Regions from separate parts of the Homo sapiens genome. Here region 1 is linked to region 2. The links are chromatin loops, found by intact Hi-C in ENCODE. Cell type or tissue: heart right ventricle. All regions are shown on one strand. Links, peaks and the distances in the headings refer to the core of each region. The heading gives the core; the rest is flanking DNA.

Region 1 (8,338 bases), core at 265-8,264, 65 kb after region 2:
CCCCGGCCTCTGCTCTACACTACAGGAGCAGGGCTAGGCTGATGTGGGACTCTTCTCTCCTTCTCCCCTCTTCCCCAACCCCTCGCCCTCCATTTGTCTCTGCTGTGGTCTAGGCAGGCCTCTGAAGCCCCTGGATCTGGGTCTCCTTGATGGCCAAACTCTCAATTGAAGAAAGAGCAGAACCATGAAGTTGAGGTCAAAGGACAGCACGGCTTGGTGAATGGGAAGAAGAGCACATTGGGCTGGTAGCTGAATCCCCATTCTGGGACCTCTGGAAATTCTTTCTAAAAGCTTGACCCTCTTTCCTGTGCTGAACTGATAAGTCTGCATATTCCAGCAGGGAGGTTACCCGCAGTGTACAGGCTGTTTGATGCTGAAAAGTAAACACGGATTAAAAACCACTCCACTTTGGGAGGCCGAGGCAGGCAGATCACGAGGTCAGGAGATCGAGACCATCCTGGCTAACACGGTGAAACCCCATCTCTACTAAAGATACAAAAAATTAGCCGGGCATGGTGGCACATGATTGGAGTGCTACTCGGGAGGTGGAGGCAGGAGAATCGCTTGAACCCAGGAGGTGGAGGTTGCAGTGAGCTGAGATCGTGCCATTGCACTCCAGCCTGGGCAACAGAGCAAGACTCCGTCTTGAAAAAACAAAACAAAACAAAACAAACAACAACAACAACAACAAAACTGCCCTACTAGGCCAGGTGCGGTGGCTCACTCCTATAATCTTAGCAATTTGGGAGGCCAAAGTGAGAGGACAGCTTGAACCTAGGAGTTTGAGACCAGCCTGGGCAACAAAGCAAGACAGTATCTCTAAAAAACCAAAAAAACAAAAAACAAAACAACAACAACAAAAAACACTTTACTGTGTTCATTTTGTTCCATTCAAAAGTATCACAAAGGTTCAGAAGGGGAAGTCTGTGTTAGCAAATGGCCATAGCAGGCTGTAACTGCAAACACGATACATGTTACAGCAGTGCGAATGAATTCCATTTAAAAAATCTGCATTCATGAGAAAGAGGGGCTAAGTATACATATGGTGAATAAAAAAAGACTTAGCTAAGGGAATGACTTCTTTGACCAGGTACCATGTCATAGCAGATAAAAGTTTCAGGGAAGAAGAAACTCGGGAGTTACCTACCAGTTCTTTGTCTCTTGCATTTTGGACATAAATGAAAATAGCAGGAAAAAGGCTGAGTGGACAGTGCTTTAAAAAGTCATGTTATGGAGTAGAAGAAACCTTTGTAATAGGCTGAATTGCCCTCATAAGCACTGGTCGAGATAGTTGTTGTAAGCATTCAAATTAGACAGGAAAGCGTGGTGGGAGGAGTTTTATGGGAAGCCTGCCATGGAGAAAAAGCCTTGCTATCTATGCCCTTCATCAAAGAGGAGAGTAAATTTGCCAGTTAAGCTTCAGAAGGAAATTCAGATAAAGTTAAATAAGAATAATCACTAATTAAAGTTAGCCTAAGTGTATCATTTCTTTTATATTTTGTTTCAAATAAATTTTGTTTGTTTCCCCAGTATTTAGAAGAGAGCTTGGCACACAGTAGGTGTTCAACAAATATCTGTAGACCAATTGAAAACGAAATAAGCAAATGTTTTCTCTTTTCAGTAGTAAACTTGATAATTACTATTTAGTCAGCATGTATAGTGTTATTTAAATGTGATGTTATTTTAAAAGCATAGACGGATTAGTTGTGTGCCTTTTATCTGATTCATTCATCCACCAGTCCTAAAGGCGGTCTAAGAGCCCTTACCTGGGTAACACCATCCCCCTTGTGGAACCTATTGGAACTGCAGATATGACCCGGCAGGAGACGAGGAACGTTTTTTTCAGAGCAAGGCTTCCAGACCCAGCCCGAGTGTCATCAGTGTCGTGCACGGTAACAAAAGTGGAATTTAAAGATATAGGAGAAATAGAAGCCAAATGTGGAAGAGCTAAGTCTCATGTAAAAAGAGTTCCGTGACATAAAGCAAGGGTATCTGAAGAAGGAATGATGAAGAACAAGCATTTATGTATGTGTGACACTCCCTTAGGTATTATGGCCTTGACACCAGAAGATGGTTCCAATTTCTCTTGTCACGTTCAAGTGAGGCGTCTTGGAGAGGGTTATCAAAGAGGAAGTTCACATAGGTAGGCTCCTAATTTAGTTTGTAGTGAAGATGGCCAAGCCATTCTAATATATGTGCACTGGGGGAAAAGAAAAGAAAAAAAAAGAAGAAAAAAAAACTAATATATGCGCATTGGTAGCTCATCATAATTTTAACTTGCATTTCTCCAATAGCTAGTGATGCGTAACAGCTTTTCATGTGCTTGTCTGCTTTCTGTATATCCTCTTTGGTGAAGTGTCCATTCAAATCTTTTGCCCATTTTTCAATTGGGTTGTTTTCTTACTGTTGACTTTCGGTAGTTCTTTATGCATTTTGGATATAAGTTTTTTTGTCTGATATGTGATTTGCAAACATTTTCTCCTAATCTGTGTCTATCTTTTCATTCTTGTTAACAGGGTCCTTTTTACAGCAAAAGCTTTTAATATTGATGAAGCCCAACTTATTAATTTTTTTTCTTTTATAGATTGTGCTTTTGGTGTCAAACTGAAAGAACTCTTTGTCTAACCTCATGTCATGAAGATTTTTCCCCTATATTTTCTTTTCTTTTCTTTCTTTCTTTTTTCTTTTTTTTTCTTTTTTCTTTCTTTTTTTTTTTTTTTTGAGACAGGATCTGGTTCTGTCACCCAGACTGGCGTTCCATGGCGTGATCTCGGCTCAACTCACTGCAACCTCCGCTTCCTGGGCTCAAGCGATCCCCCCACTTCAGCCTCCAGAGTGGCTGGGACTACAGGAGCATGCCACCACACCCAGCCAATTTATTTTGTATTTTTTTGTAGAGACAGGGTCTTGCTATGTTGCCCTGGCTAGTTTCAAACTCCAGGTCTCAAGTGGTCCTCCTGCCTTAGCCTCCCAAAGTGCTGGGATTACAGGTGTGAGCCACTGCCCCTGACCTCCCCTGTGTTTTCTACTAAACATTTTACAGTTTTCTTTTTTTACATTTAGATCTACAATACACTTCAAGTTCATTTTTACCAGTTTTATGGAGGTATAATTTACAAATAAAAATGGTGTATATTCAATGTGCACAATGTGATGATTTGAGACAGGTATACATTGTGTGATGATTACAACAATCAAATTAATCAATACATTCACCACCATACATAGTTACCCTTTGTGTGTGTTTGTGGCTAGAGGTGAGGATACTTAAGATCCACTCAGCAAATTTCAAGCATATAATACAGTATTATTAATGCTGCTATACTTTAGATTCCCAGAAATTATTCTTTTTGTAACTGAAATTTTGTGCCCTTTGACAAATTTTTCCTTATTTTCCCTCTGCCCCAGCTCCTGGCAGCCACCATTCTATTCTCTGCTTCTATGAATTTAATTTACATTTATTTACAAATATATATATTTAGAGACAGGTTCTCTCTGTGCTGCCCAAGCTGGTCTCAAATTCCTGAGCTGAAGTGATGCTCCCACCTCAGCCTCCTGAGTAGCTAGGATTACAAACATGTGACACCACATCCAGCTCTAATGAGATCATATGGTATTTTTCTTTCTGTGTCTAGCTTATTTCACTTAGCATAGTATCCTCCTGGTTCATCCATGTTATTGCAAATGGCAGGATCTCCTTTTTATGGCTGAATAATATTCGTGTGTGTGTGTGTGTGTGTGTGACACTTTCTTTATTCATTCATCTGCCAGTGGACACTTAGGTCGATCCCACGTCTTGGCTATTACTAATAATACTGCAGTGAACATGGGGGTGCAGATATTTCTTCAAGACACTAATTTCATTACTGTTGGAAACTCCCCACTATTTTCCATACTGGTTGTAACAATTTACATACCTACCAACAGTGTACAAAGATTCCCTTTTATCTATATCCTCACCAAAACTTACCATTTGTCTTTTTGATAATAGCTATCCTAACAGGTGTAAGGTGATATCTCACTGTGGTTTTGATTTGCAGCTCCCTGATGACTAATAATGTTGAGCCCCTTTTCATATACCCTTTGGCTATTTGTATGTTTTCTTTGGAAAAATGTCTATTCAAGTCCTTTGCCTATTAAAAAGTTTATGTTATTTTATTTTTTTCTATTGAGTGGTATGAGTTCTTTATATATTTTAGAGATTAACCCCTTATAAGAGATATGGTTTGCAAATATTTTCTTCCATTCTGTGGGTTGCCTTTTCATTTTGTTGATTGTTTCCTTGGCTAGGCAGAAGATTTTTAGTTTGAGGTACTCCTGCTTGTTTATTTTTGCTTTTGTTGCCTGTGCTTTTGTTGTCATATCCAAAAAATCATTGTCAAGGCCAATGTCAAGGAGCTTTTTCCCTATATTTTCTTTTAGGAGTTTAGTGATTTCAGGTCTTACATTTAAGTCTTTAATCCATTTTGAGTTAATGTTTGTGTATGTCATAAGGTAAGAGTCTAGTTTCATTATTTTGCATGAGGATGTCTAGTTCAACACCATTTATTGAAGAAACTATCCTTTTCCCATTGTGTATTCTTGGGACCCATTTCAAAGATTAGTTGACTATAAATGCATGGGATTATTTCTGGGCTATCTATCTTATTTCATTGGTTTCTGTGTCTGTTTTTATGTCAGTACCATAGTGTTTTGATTACTATGGCTTTGTAATATAGTTTGAAATCAGGAAGTGTGATGCCTCTAGCTTTGTTTTTCTTTCTCAAGATTACTTTGGCTATTCAGGGTCTTTTGTTGTCTCATACAAATTTTAGGATTTTTTTATGTTTCTTTTAAAAATGTCATTGGAATTTTCATAGGGATTGTATTGGATCTATAGCTCACTTTGAGTAGTATAGACATGTTAATAATGTTAATTTTTCCAGTCCATGAACACAGGATATCTTTCAACTTATTTGTGGCTTCTTCGATTTTTTTCAATGTCTTACAGTTTTTGGTATACAGATCTCTCACCTCCTAGGTTAAATTTATTCCTAAGTATTTTATTCCTTTTAGTGATATTGTAAATTGAATTGTTTTCCTTCATTTCTTTTTTGGATAGTTTATTGTCAGTGTATAGAAATGCAACTGATTTTTGTATGTTCATTTTATATCCTGACACTTTACTGAATTCATCTATTAGTTCTAACAATTTTTTGGTGGAGGCTTTAGGGTTTTCTATATAAGATTATGTCATCTGCTAACAGAGACAATTTAACTTTTTTCTTTCCAATTTAGATGCCTTTTATTTCTTTTTCTTGTGTAATTGCTCTTGGTAGGACATCCAGTACTGTGTTGAATAGAAATGGCAGAATGAGCACCCTTGCCTTGTTTCTAATCTTAGAGGAAAAGCTTTCAGCTTTTCACCATTGTGTATGATGTTAGCTGTGGACTTTTCATATATGGCCTTTATTATGTTGAGATCCATTCCTTCTATGTCTAATTTGCTGAGAGTTTTTATCATGGAAAGATGTTAAATTTTGTCAAATGCTTTTTCTGCACCTATTGAGATGATCTTATGATTTTTATTCTTCTTCTCTTAATGTGGTATATTACATTTATTGACATATGCATGTTGAACCACCCCTGCATCCCAGGGATAAATCCCACTTGATCGTGGTGTACGCTCCTTTTAATGTGCTGTTGAATTTGGTTTGCTAGTATTTTGTTGAGGATTTTTTGCATCTATGTTCATCAGGGATATGGGCCTGTAATGTTCTTTTCTGGGACTATCCTTGCCTAGCTTTGGTATCAGGGTAGTGCTTGCATTGTAAAAGGAGTTTGGAAGTGCTCCTGCCTTTTCAGTTTTCTGGAAGAGTTGGAGAAGGATTGACATTAATCCTTTTTTTTTTTTTTCTTTTGACACACACTTTCACTCTGTTGCCCAGGCTGGAGTGCAATGGCGCGATCTCGGCTCACTGCTCCCTGGTTCAAGCAATTCTCGTGCCTCAGCCTCCCGAGTAGCTGGGACTACAGGAGCACGCCACCATGCCTGGCTAATTTTTGTATTTTCAGCATGTTGGCCAGGCTGGTCTCAAACTCACCATGTTGGCCGAGCTGGTCTTGAACTACTGACCACCTAGGAAGCTGTCTGGTCCTGGGCTTTTCTTTGTTAGGAGGTTTTTGATTATCGATTAAATTTCATTTGTCATTGATCTGTTTAGATTTTCTTCCTTCATAATTTATTCTTGGTAGGTTGTATGTGTCTAGAAACATATGCATTTCTTCTAGGTTATCCAATTTGTTGGCATATGATTGTTCATGGTAGTCTTTTATGACCTTTATATTTCTGTGTCATCAGGTGTAATGTCTTCTCTTTTATTTCTGATTTTATTTATTTGATATTGTGTCTCTTTTTTCCTTGGTTAGTTTAGCTAAGGGTTTGTTACTTTTGTTTATCTTAGGGTTATTTTATTCTTTTTTTTCTAGTTTCATGGGATGTAAAGTTAGGTTATTGATTTGTGACATTCCTTTTTTCTTTATGTAGGTATTTATCATGATAAACTTTCCCCTTAGAACTGTTTTTGCTGCATTCTATAAGTTTTGGTATGATGTGTTTCCATTTTCATTTGCCTCAAGATACTTTTTGATTTCCACTTTTAACTCTAACATAAGTGACGAAAGTACTAAAAATAACTACAGCTACAATAATTTGTTAATGGATACATGATATAAAAAGATATAAAGTTAAAAGTGATTTACACACTACCATTGCAGTATTCTGAGTATTTTGGATTTGATGATATATTTACCTTTACCAGTGAGTTTCATATTTTTATATGTTTTAATGTTGTTATTTAGTATCCTTTCATTTCAACTTAAACACCTTTCTTTAGCATTTCTTGTAAGGTAGGTCTAGTCGTGATGAAATCCTTTATCTTTTATTTGTCTGGAAATGTCTTTTTTTCTTGTTGTTAGAGATGGGGTCTCATTTTGTCACCTATGCTGAAGTGCAGTGGCATGCTCATAGCTCACTGAAGTTTGAACTCCTGGGCTCAAGCGATCTTCTTGCCTTAGCTTCCCAAGTAGCTGGAAGTCCAAGTAGCTGGACATCACCATGCCTGGGTAATTTTATTATTTTTATTTTTGTAGAGACAGAGTCTCACTATGTTGCCCCAGCTGGTCTCAAACTGGCCTCAAGCAATCCTCCCACCTCAGCCTCCCAACATGCTGGGATTACAGACATGAGCCACCATGCCTGGCTTTGAGAATGTCTTTATTGTTCCTTCATTTATGAATGACCACTTTGCTGGTTATAGTATTCTTCATTGGCAGTTTTTTCATCTTTTAGCACTTTGAATGTATCATCCCACTCCCTCCTGGCCTGCAAGATTTCTGCTGAGAAGTTTGCTGATGAGGTTCCCTTGTATGTGGTGAGACTCTTTTCTCTTAATGCTTTCAATATTCTCTGTTGTCTTTGACTTTTGACAATTTGATTATAATGTGCTTCAGGATATTCTTCTTTGAGTTGATCTTGCTTGGGATCCTCTGAGCTTCATGAATCTTGATGTCCATTTCTTTCCTAGGATTTGTGAAGTTTCCAACCATTATTTCTTGAAATAATCTTTCTGTTTCTTTCTCTCTCTTTTTCTTCTCCTAAATTATGGGACACCCATAATTAGTAGATTCATTTGCTTATTGTGTCCCATAGGTTCCTTATGCTTTCTTCACTCATTTTCATTTTTTTTCTTTTTTTGTTTCTCTAATTGGCTAATTTCAAATTACCTATCTTTGTGTTACCCATTTCTTTCTTCTGCATGATCAAGTCTGCTATTGAAACTCTTTCTTTTAGTTTTCAGTTCTGTCATTGTATACATCAGCTCCAGGATTTCTGTTTGGGTCCTTTTTGTGGTTTTTATTTCTTTATTAAACTTCTCATCTCATTTATGTGTTGTTTTTCTGATTTTGTTCAGTTGTCTGTGTTCTCTTACAACTCACTGCACTTCAGGATGATTATCTTGAATTCTTCTTCAAGCCTTTAATAGATCTCCATTTATTTGGGCTGTTACTGGAATTATACTAGTTTTCTTCCATGATGTCATGTTTGCTGGATTATTTGTTATTTGTATAGCCTTTCACTGGTTTCTGTGCATTTGAAGGAGCAAATCAGTCTTTATAGAGTGATTTCAGCAGGTTTATGGGGGGGCTTCTGCTAGGTCACTGGGTGGGTCCCTGGGCAGGCAGGACAGGCCCGGGACTGTGGCTGAGAAGGGCTAGAACCAAGTCATAGAACTGCCTCAAGGTCTATAGCCAAGACTGAGGCCTGCGGGCCTGCCTCCATGGGCATGGACAGGTGTGC
Region 2 (8,338 bases), core at 136-8,135:
TCAGGGAAAAAATAGTAAACTTTTCCTGCATACTAAATTCCAGACATCAATGAGATACCCAAGTGTGTGTGTCCTATAGCAAACAACATATATAGGGCTTAGATTATAGATGTGGGAACCATTCAGTTCAACAAATTATAATTAAGTCATTCATTCACTCAACAACTATTATTGAACATGTACTATGTGGAAGGTACTTGTTTTCTTAACTCTGAATTGGAAGGCATTTTTTGGGGGACAGCAGAGAATATAATTTGAAAGGAAATATCTAGAACATATGTTATAATAACTTTACCTGGAAGGCTATGGGAAAGACAGAGGTAAAATGAGGTACATGTTCTCAAGGAGCTCTGGTTCTGGTATGGGGGTGGGAGGATCAGGAGGAGATGGCCAAAAACACAAATGAGTATAATTCTAGGCTGCCTGTGGTATGTGCCATCTCTGTAGAAATCAAATGTGATAAGAGTGTGAGAGAAGGAGAGATGCATTTTGATTAGAGAGAGATCTGTATGCTGGAGTCTCTTGGCCATTACAATTTTTGATAACCTCTGAGTCATAGTTGAAATCATGAGAGTGGATGTTCCAAGAGAGAAGGGGAAGAGAGGGTGGGGGTAGGGGGAGAGAGATGGTGGAGAGGGAGAGAGAGGAGAGGAGAGGAGAGGAGAGAGGAGAGGAGAGGATCTTTGGGGGAAGGCTCACATGTTGGGGAAGTAGGGGAAAAAAGAGCCAGGGAAGGGGCCAGAAGGAACATCCAGAGGAAGAGGAGAACCGGAGTAAAGCAAAGTCACAGGAACCAAAGTAAAGAAGAGTTTCACAGAAGAGAGTGAGGCTGATCTGCTGCATTCCGTTCCTCTTGGCCCTGGGTGAGGACAGTAAAAGCCAGGCAGGTGTGCCGGTTGGGGAGGGTTGGGAGAGGTCTTTTCCTGAAATAGCCACTGGGCGGCAGTGGTGGCAGCAGCAGCAGCTGCAGCTGTGTCGGGACATGCAGAAACGTAGCAGAGCTAAGTCAGGAGAAATGTAGCAGAGGTAAACCAGCCTGAAGCAGTAGGAGCAGGAAGCTGGCTCAGGCTGGGGCTTCTCTAGTGTAGTGCTTCTCCTTGGGTGTACACCAAACTTCAAAACACGCTTGTCCACCTCTGCAGAGGCCAGGTTCATTCCTGGGAGCAAAGCAGTAACAAAAAACACCTTCTAAACTTGCAGCATTTTATGGTTCACAAAGTGCTCCACACCTGTTAACCAATTCAATATTCAGGAAACCCTAAAAGATTGGTATTATTATTATTCCCATTTCACTGGTGAAGAATGGAAGTTACAAAGAGGCGCCCAGGCTCACATAACTAATAAGTGGAAGAGCAAGGATTTAAACACCAGCCCGTCTGGCTTCAAAAACTTGGGCCTCTTATGTAATGTCACAGTAGTCAGCTGTCCAGGACTCAGGTTATGACTGTGTCCTCCACTGCTACCTTTTATTCCACCCTTTACTCTGCCACAGGGCAAGGATCTTCAGTTTCCCCATCCAGGTTTCTGGGCTTTCCGAGAGATCTAGATTCTAGATTCTAGAAGTCCGCCTCCTCCTCTCACTCCCAGGATCCAGCTGGGTGACATTCTCAGGACCTGAGGATCAAGTAAGTTCAGAGTCCCCATTGCTTCTCAGCTCCATGCAGAGTGGATTCTGCTCCAGCCTGCTCACCCCTCCCCAAAGGCACTGCTTACCTCATCCTCAGAGTCCTCCAGACCGGGTTTGCCTCTAGTGCCTAAGATATACTTACGGAGGCTTAGTTGGCTTCAGGAGCCCCAGATCCTGAGCTGCTGGCAATTCCCTACACCAGGCTCTCAAACATCTAGGCTTGCTCTCTGCACCTTCTCCACTATATTCAGACCAAGTCTCTGGGAGTGATCAAGAGAGACGAGGGGTACTGTATAGAAAGGGGTAGAGTCTGTATGGGAAATGTATTGGCTGGTATCCTTAAGGAGGCATGAACTGTCTCCTGGCCATCCCCTCTTACATGTATAATAGGCATCTCAAAATTTACAGGCTGAAAAGTGAACTCCCAATCTTTCCCCTAAACCCACTCCTGTCTCTGTCAACAGTAACTCTATTCTTCCAGTTGCTCAGGCCGGACATTTTGGAGTAATTTTTGACTCTTCTTTCTCTTATACCCCACATCAGTAAATCTTGCTGTCCCTACTTAAAAAAGTCTATCCAGAATTTGACCACTTCTCATCATCTCCACCACTGTGATCCAAGCTACCATCATCTCTATCAGCAATAGCCTCTTGACTGGTCTTCCCCCTGTACCTCCAGCCCTGCAGTCTATTCTCAATATAGAGCTGGCCAGTGAGCCTTCTAAAATGTAAGTCAGATGACACCTCTCTTCTCTAAACCCTAAGTGCCTTCCCGTTCACCAAAGAGTCCTTTACAATGGCCTCCAAGGACCTTCATGATCTGGTCCCTGCCAAACTCTCTGACCTCATTTTTTACTTTTCCCCTTCTCACAACACCTGGCCTTTATTCAAAAGTCACCCTTAATATTTATTTATTTACTTATAGACAGGGTCTTGCTTTGTCATTCAGGCTGGAGTGCAGAGGTCTGACCATAGTTCACTGCAACCTCAAACTGCTGGGCTCAAGTGATCCTCCTATCTCCGACTCCCAAAGCACTGGGATTACAGGTGTGAGCCACTGTGCCTGGTTTCATTCCTAATATTTAAAACAACAACCCTCTCTATTACCCTTTTCCTTCCCTCTTTATTACCCTTTTCCTTCCCTCTTTAATTTTTCTCCATAATGATGATCACAATCTACATATTTTACTTATTAATTTTATTATCCCCCAGTAGTATGTAAGCACCATTAGGGTGGGAGTTTTTATCTATTTTGTCCACTCCTAAGGAACTACCAGTAACTAGAACTGGACCAGGCAAAAGTAGGCTCTCAGTAAATATTCGTGGTTTTAAAAAAATTATTTATATTTGAGACAGGGTCTCACTTTGTCACCCAGATTGGAGTGCAGTGGCGCGATCACAGCTCACTGCAGCCTCAACATCCCAGGTTCAAGCACTCCTCCTGCCTCAGCCCCCCATGTAGCTGGGACATCAGGTGCATGCCACCACGCCCGACTAATTTTTTGTAGAGACAGGGTTTTGCCACGTTGTCCAGGCTTGTCTTGAACTCCTGAGCTCCAGCGATCTGCCTGCCTCTGTCTGCCATAAATATTTGTTGATTCTTTCCTGGATCATAGCCAGTGGCTTAGAGAGGCAACTTAAGCATAGCAATTAAGTTATGGATGCTAGAGCCTGATCCAAAGGCAGGCCTGTCTTGGTTCAAATCTTGACTCTACCACTAACTAGCAAGACACCTAAACTTTCTGTGCCTTCATTTTTTCATCAGCAAAGCAGAGACAATAATAGTATCTAGCTCATAGAGAGCCTATGGGGTCATTAATAAGTATAAAGCACTTAGAAAAATGCCTGTCACATAGTAAGTGCTATATAAGCATTCTTTGTAATTATATGCATATGAGATTTATATTAAATATCAGTAGTTTAGATTTTCTAAAATCTTTCAATGTGTTGTCTTGCACTTGCCCATGTGAAAATTCGTTTCCCATGTTTCTGCTCACTTACACAGGCTTGTATGATCCCCCTGTAATCTATCTCCAGGGACCTGGCTCTTCATCAGTAAACTTGGATGTTTCCTCGTGTTCTCCCTCCTGCAGTCATTTCAAAGCTGTTAAATAGTAATCTCGCTGGGCCCCAGTTTCCCAATCTGTACAATGAGTGGGTTGGACTAGGTCATCGTAAAGGGCCTTTCTAACTCTTTTAATCTCCCAGGTGGGAGGAGGGACAGGCCCCACCTCCAACTCCACCTCCTTGGATATGCCCTCTGGCTGCCAAGGGGAAGGGTGACAGAGTCAGCTGAGCTCAGCTTCAAGGGGACCAGGTAGGAGATGTGCCAACGTTCTTGGGCAAGGGTGGCAATGGGGCTCCTGGGCTGTAGGCAGGCAGTGGGGAAGGTGTCATAGGTAAATGTCATCTGGAGACACTGTGACCAGGGCACTAGGAGAGGCGAAGGCACTGTGGGGAGAGACACTCCTCTTCCAGGGATATAGCTGTGATGACGAGTCAGAAGACACTTTGGGTCTGGGTATCTTCCCACTTTGGATAGTGCTGGGAGGCCTCCACCCTCTTCAGCCAGCCAGGCTCTTAGGGACAGAGTGAGCTGCAGAGTGAGTACAACCCAAATACACGGGCTGCCTGCCTGAGCCCCAGCACTGCCTGCTGCCCACCACTTCCCAAGCTGGACCAAGGGAGCTTGGGTAGGGGCCAGGCTAGCCTGAGTGCACCCAGATGCGCTTCTGTCAGCTCTCCCTAGTGCTTCAACCACTGCTCTCCCTGCTCTACTTTTTTTGCTCCAGCTCAGGGATGGGGGTGGGCAGGGAAATCCTGCCACCCTCACTTCTCCCCTTCCCATCTCCAGGGGGGCCATGGCCAGTACAGAGTCCTCCCTGTTGAGATCCCTAGGCCTCAGCCCAGGTCCTGGCAGCAGTGAGGTGGAGCTGGACTGTTGGTTTGATGAGGATTTCAAGTTCATCCTGCTGCCTGTGAGCTATGCAGTTGTCTTTGTGCTGGGCTTGGGCCTTAACGCCCCAACCCTATGGCTCTTCATCTTCCGCCTCCGACCCTGGGATGCAACGGCCACCTACATGTTCCACCTGGCATTGTCAGACACCTTGTATGTGCTGTCGCTGCCCACCCTCATCTACTATTATGCAGCCCACAACCACTGGCCCTTTGGCACTGAGATCTGCAAGTTCGTCCGCTTTCTTTTCTATTGGAACCTCTACTGCAGTGTCCTTTTCCTCACCTGCATCAGCGTGCACCGCTACCTGGGCATCTGCCACCCACTTCGGGCACTACGCTGGGGCCGCCCTCGCCTCGCAGGCCTTCTCTGCCTGGCAGTTTGGTTGGTCGTAGCCGGCTGCCTCGTGCCCAACCTGTTCTTTGTCACAACCAGCAACAAAGGGACCACCGTCCTGTGCCATGACACCACTCGGCCTGAAGAGTTTGACCACTATGTGCACTTCAGCTCGGCGGTCATGGGGCTGCTCTTTGGCGTGCCCTGCCTGGTCACTCTTGTTTGCTATGGACTCATGGCTCGTCGCCTGTATCAGCCCTTGCCAGGCTCTGCACAGTCGTCTTCTCGCCTCCGCTCTCTCCGCACCATAGCTGTGGTGCTGACTGTCTTTGCTGTCTGCTTCGTGCCTTTCCACATCACCCGCACCATTTACTACCTGGCCAGGCTGTTGGAAGCTGACTGCCGAGTACTGAACATTGTCAACGTGGTCTATAAAGTGACTCGGCCCCTGGCCAGTGCCAACAGCTGCCTGGATCCTGTGCTCTACTTGCTCACTGGGGACAAATATCGACGTCAGCTCCGTCAGCTCTGTGGTGGTGGCAAGCCCCAGCCCCGCACGGCTGCCTCTTCCCTGGCACTAGTGTCCCTGCCTGAGGATAGCAGCTGCAGGTGGGCGGCCACCCCCCAGGACAGTAGCTGCTCTACTCCTAGGGCAGATAGATTGTAACACGGGAAGCCGGGAAGTGAGAGAAAAGGGGATGAGTGCAGGGCAGAGGTGAGGGAACCCAATAGTGATACCTGGTAAGGTGCTTCTTCCTCTTTTCCAGGCTCTGGAGAGAAGCCCTCACCCTGAGGGTTGCAGGGAGGCAGGGATATCATGGGTGACCTCATCTCTCATAACCCCTTCAGTTGCCGACTCTTTTTAGCCAATGCCAATCTTCTACTCCTTTCTCGTTGTTTCTGTTCCTTCCTGGGGCCATTGGTCCTACAATCTTCCTGAAAATCTTCCCCAGTCCTCTTTCCCTGTCCCATTTCCCCCACAGCCTCCTATAGCATGTGTTTCTCTACCCAGACCAGAGCATTCAGCTGAAGGGGTGGATCAGGCAGAGTCATCTCAGGATTGGCCTGACGTATCTGATGGTGATAACCAGAATCAGGAAGTGGAGGCAACTTCCATATCACAGATGCCGAGGATGTGCCATATGTAGCACCCACACTGACTTCCTGGTTCTCTCTCAAAGACAGCATAGTCTTGCTTACCAAGATGCTGGAATAGGGTGTGATCCCAGGGAGCCTGCATGCCAGGGTCCCCGCATGTAGCTGGGGGCCTGACACTGTTGAACTGGTGTGCAGCATGAATTAAAGTCCTGTGATAGGGTGGGGACCTTAGCTGATAACAGCCTTTGGGACAGGAATGGGACTGGACCTTCTTTATGATGTTTGCTGAGAACATGTATATGACAGCTCTCCTGTACTTAACAAAAGGACAAGTGGATGGCTCAGACTGAGGGGGTGGAGCTCTCACGTCTATGGCTGTAAGTTCTAGCATTGAGGAGTAGAGCAGATTTGTGCAGAGGAAGGTGGTGACAAGAATTGACGCCCAGAGCTAGTGTTTCACTGATCTCTCCACTTTCTCTAGGTCCTGCCCCAAATAAATGATAAATCTGTCACCAGCTCTTTCAGATCAGGCTTCAGGACTTTGAGGCCAGGGTGGAGCACTAGGACTGGGAAGGTTCTTTTTAAAGTTTCCCACCCATTCATTGCTTCTCTCTTCCAGTGCCATCTTAGCACTTACAGGCTTATTGGATCAAGTTGCAGAGGGGAGGGGGGTGCATTGGAAATTGAGAAGCTAACCCCTAAGCCTTGGGAAGTAAGAATTTCTTGGCAGGCATTCTTGAGAAGGGTGGGCTCACACTTACAGGCCTTCTCCCTCTGAAATCACCTTCCAGCCTGTTGGTCTCCTGAGTCAGACCCCAGCCTTGCCTTTCTTTTTTTCCCACCCTTGCTAACCTGTCTCTGATCTCTTACTTATCTAATGATACTAACTCTTATTGGCTTCTAAGCGTCTCTCTCTGTAGAGTAGGGCTGGGGCTGGACTGAAGGAAAAAAAAATGACTTCAGTTCCCCTGAATTTCCCTTTTTGTTTTTTGAAAGGCTCCCACTTTCTCCCTAGATATCCAGGACCTTCTTGCTATGCAGGACTCCTGCCATTAGGAGTAAATGAACCGGCTTTTTTCTCCTCTTCTTACTAGTTCTCCCAGTCTCACAGCCACTGTTGCGTACACTGTTCCTCATCTGCACTCTCTTCCTTTTATTCCTATGACCATGGCCTCTTTGCCCATCACCTCCCCTAACCTGCTGTCCCCACCCAGTAAAGCTGCTCTTTCCATCCCAACTGACTCAGCCTCCTCCATTTCCTCAGTCTATTTAACTCCCATATGCTTAATCGAGATGAACTTTCTGGTCTGTTACTTTAGGGCTGTCTTCCCTTGCACTTTAGCTTTAAACACCTTGACTTTCACCTTAGGCCAATCTCCTTTCTTCTAGGACTGGAGGAAATTGCAGATGAAGCCAGAGAACAAGGCTGGCTTGACCCACTAAGACTTCACATCCTGGAACTTTGCCTAAGCTCTCATTCCTCTTAGCCTGGTGTGTTCCTAGTGAACATTCCACAGCAGCTGTTTCCTGTCTTTTTCACCTCCACAAGTCCCCAAATTCATCTCCTTCTTGTGATCTCTTAAGAGAGTTACCTTGCCTCCTGCGAAACTGAGAAGCTCTAACGCTTCAACTTCCAGTTATCATTCACGATAACTACTCTATATTTGCCCTGTCTTTCTCCCTTTCTTCCCTGAAGTTCCAGAATAAGAGGTGGTCCCCTTTCTTATTCCTTTGTTTACCTCTCTTCATTATTTCAAGTCTCTTCCATCACCCATTTTATCCCATCTTAAAAACAAACAACAACAACAAAAAAACCAAAGCATTATCACTGACACCTTAACCCTGCTGCCGTTTGTCTTTTCTTTTTTCTTTTTTTTTGAGACGGAGTTGCTCTGTCGCCCAGGCTGTAGTGCAGTGGCACAATTCTCGGCTCACTGCAACCTTCACTTCCCAGGTTCAAGTGATTCTCCTGCCTCAGCCTCCCAAGTAGCTGGGATTATAGGCACACATCACCACGCCTGGCTAATTTTTGTATGTTTAGTAGAGACAGGGTTGCATCATGTTGGCCAGGCTGGTCTCGAACTTCTGACCTCAAGTGATCCGCCCACCTCAGCCTCCCAAAGTGCTGGGATTACAGGCATGAGCTACCACGCCTGGCCTAGAAACCTTTTATTGTAAATATTCTCCCTGGTTGCTATAGTCTTTCATATCTATTATTTCAGTTGCCTCATAAAATTACACCTGTCAGTAGATTACATTTTATTTGACTATTCCCCTATTATTGAATATTTAGATATATTTCAATTTTTCTGTGCTTTGAAC

Evidence for each region. A loop is a pair of places that touch in the nucleus more often than their neighbours do. Peaks named below come from ENCODE experiments on the same cell type or tissue, not always from the same donor. Only the 100,000 strongest peaks of a DNase experiment are listed, where the experiment ranks them.
Region 1: it touches region 2 in a loop (24-fold over the local background); 27 of 110 quality-filtered maps call a loop at or near these places.

Annotation. Positions count from the first base shown.
Region 1 is chrX:70,190,870-70,199,207 of GRCh38, reverse strand. All of the region lies in intron 1 of DGAT2L6 (diacylglycerol O-acyltransferase 2 like 6), which reads right to left. Among named protein-coding and RNA genes, the nearest start is that of DGAT2L6, 18 kb to the right of the region's middle. In heart right ventricle, for the core only: a CTCF peak has its summit at 1,801; a DNase peak (open chromatin) is centred at 1,787.
Region 2 is chrX:70,255,774-70,264,111 of GRCh38, reverse strand. P2RY4 (pyrimidinergic receptor P2Y4) reads left to right here and starts at 3,908. Exons shown (of 1, transcript NM_002565.4): 1 at 3,908-5,946. The coding sequence starts at 4,488. The coding sequence ends at 5,585. RefSeq lists an enhancer at 819-1,113. In heart right ventricle, for the core only: a CTCF peak has its summit at 934 (motif pointing right); a DNase peak (open chromatin) is centred at 951.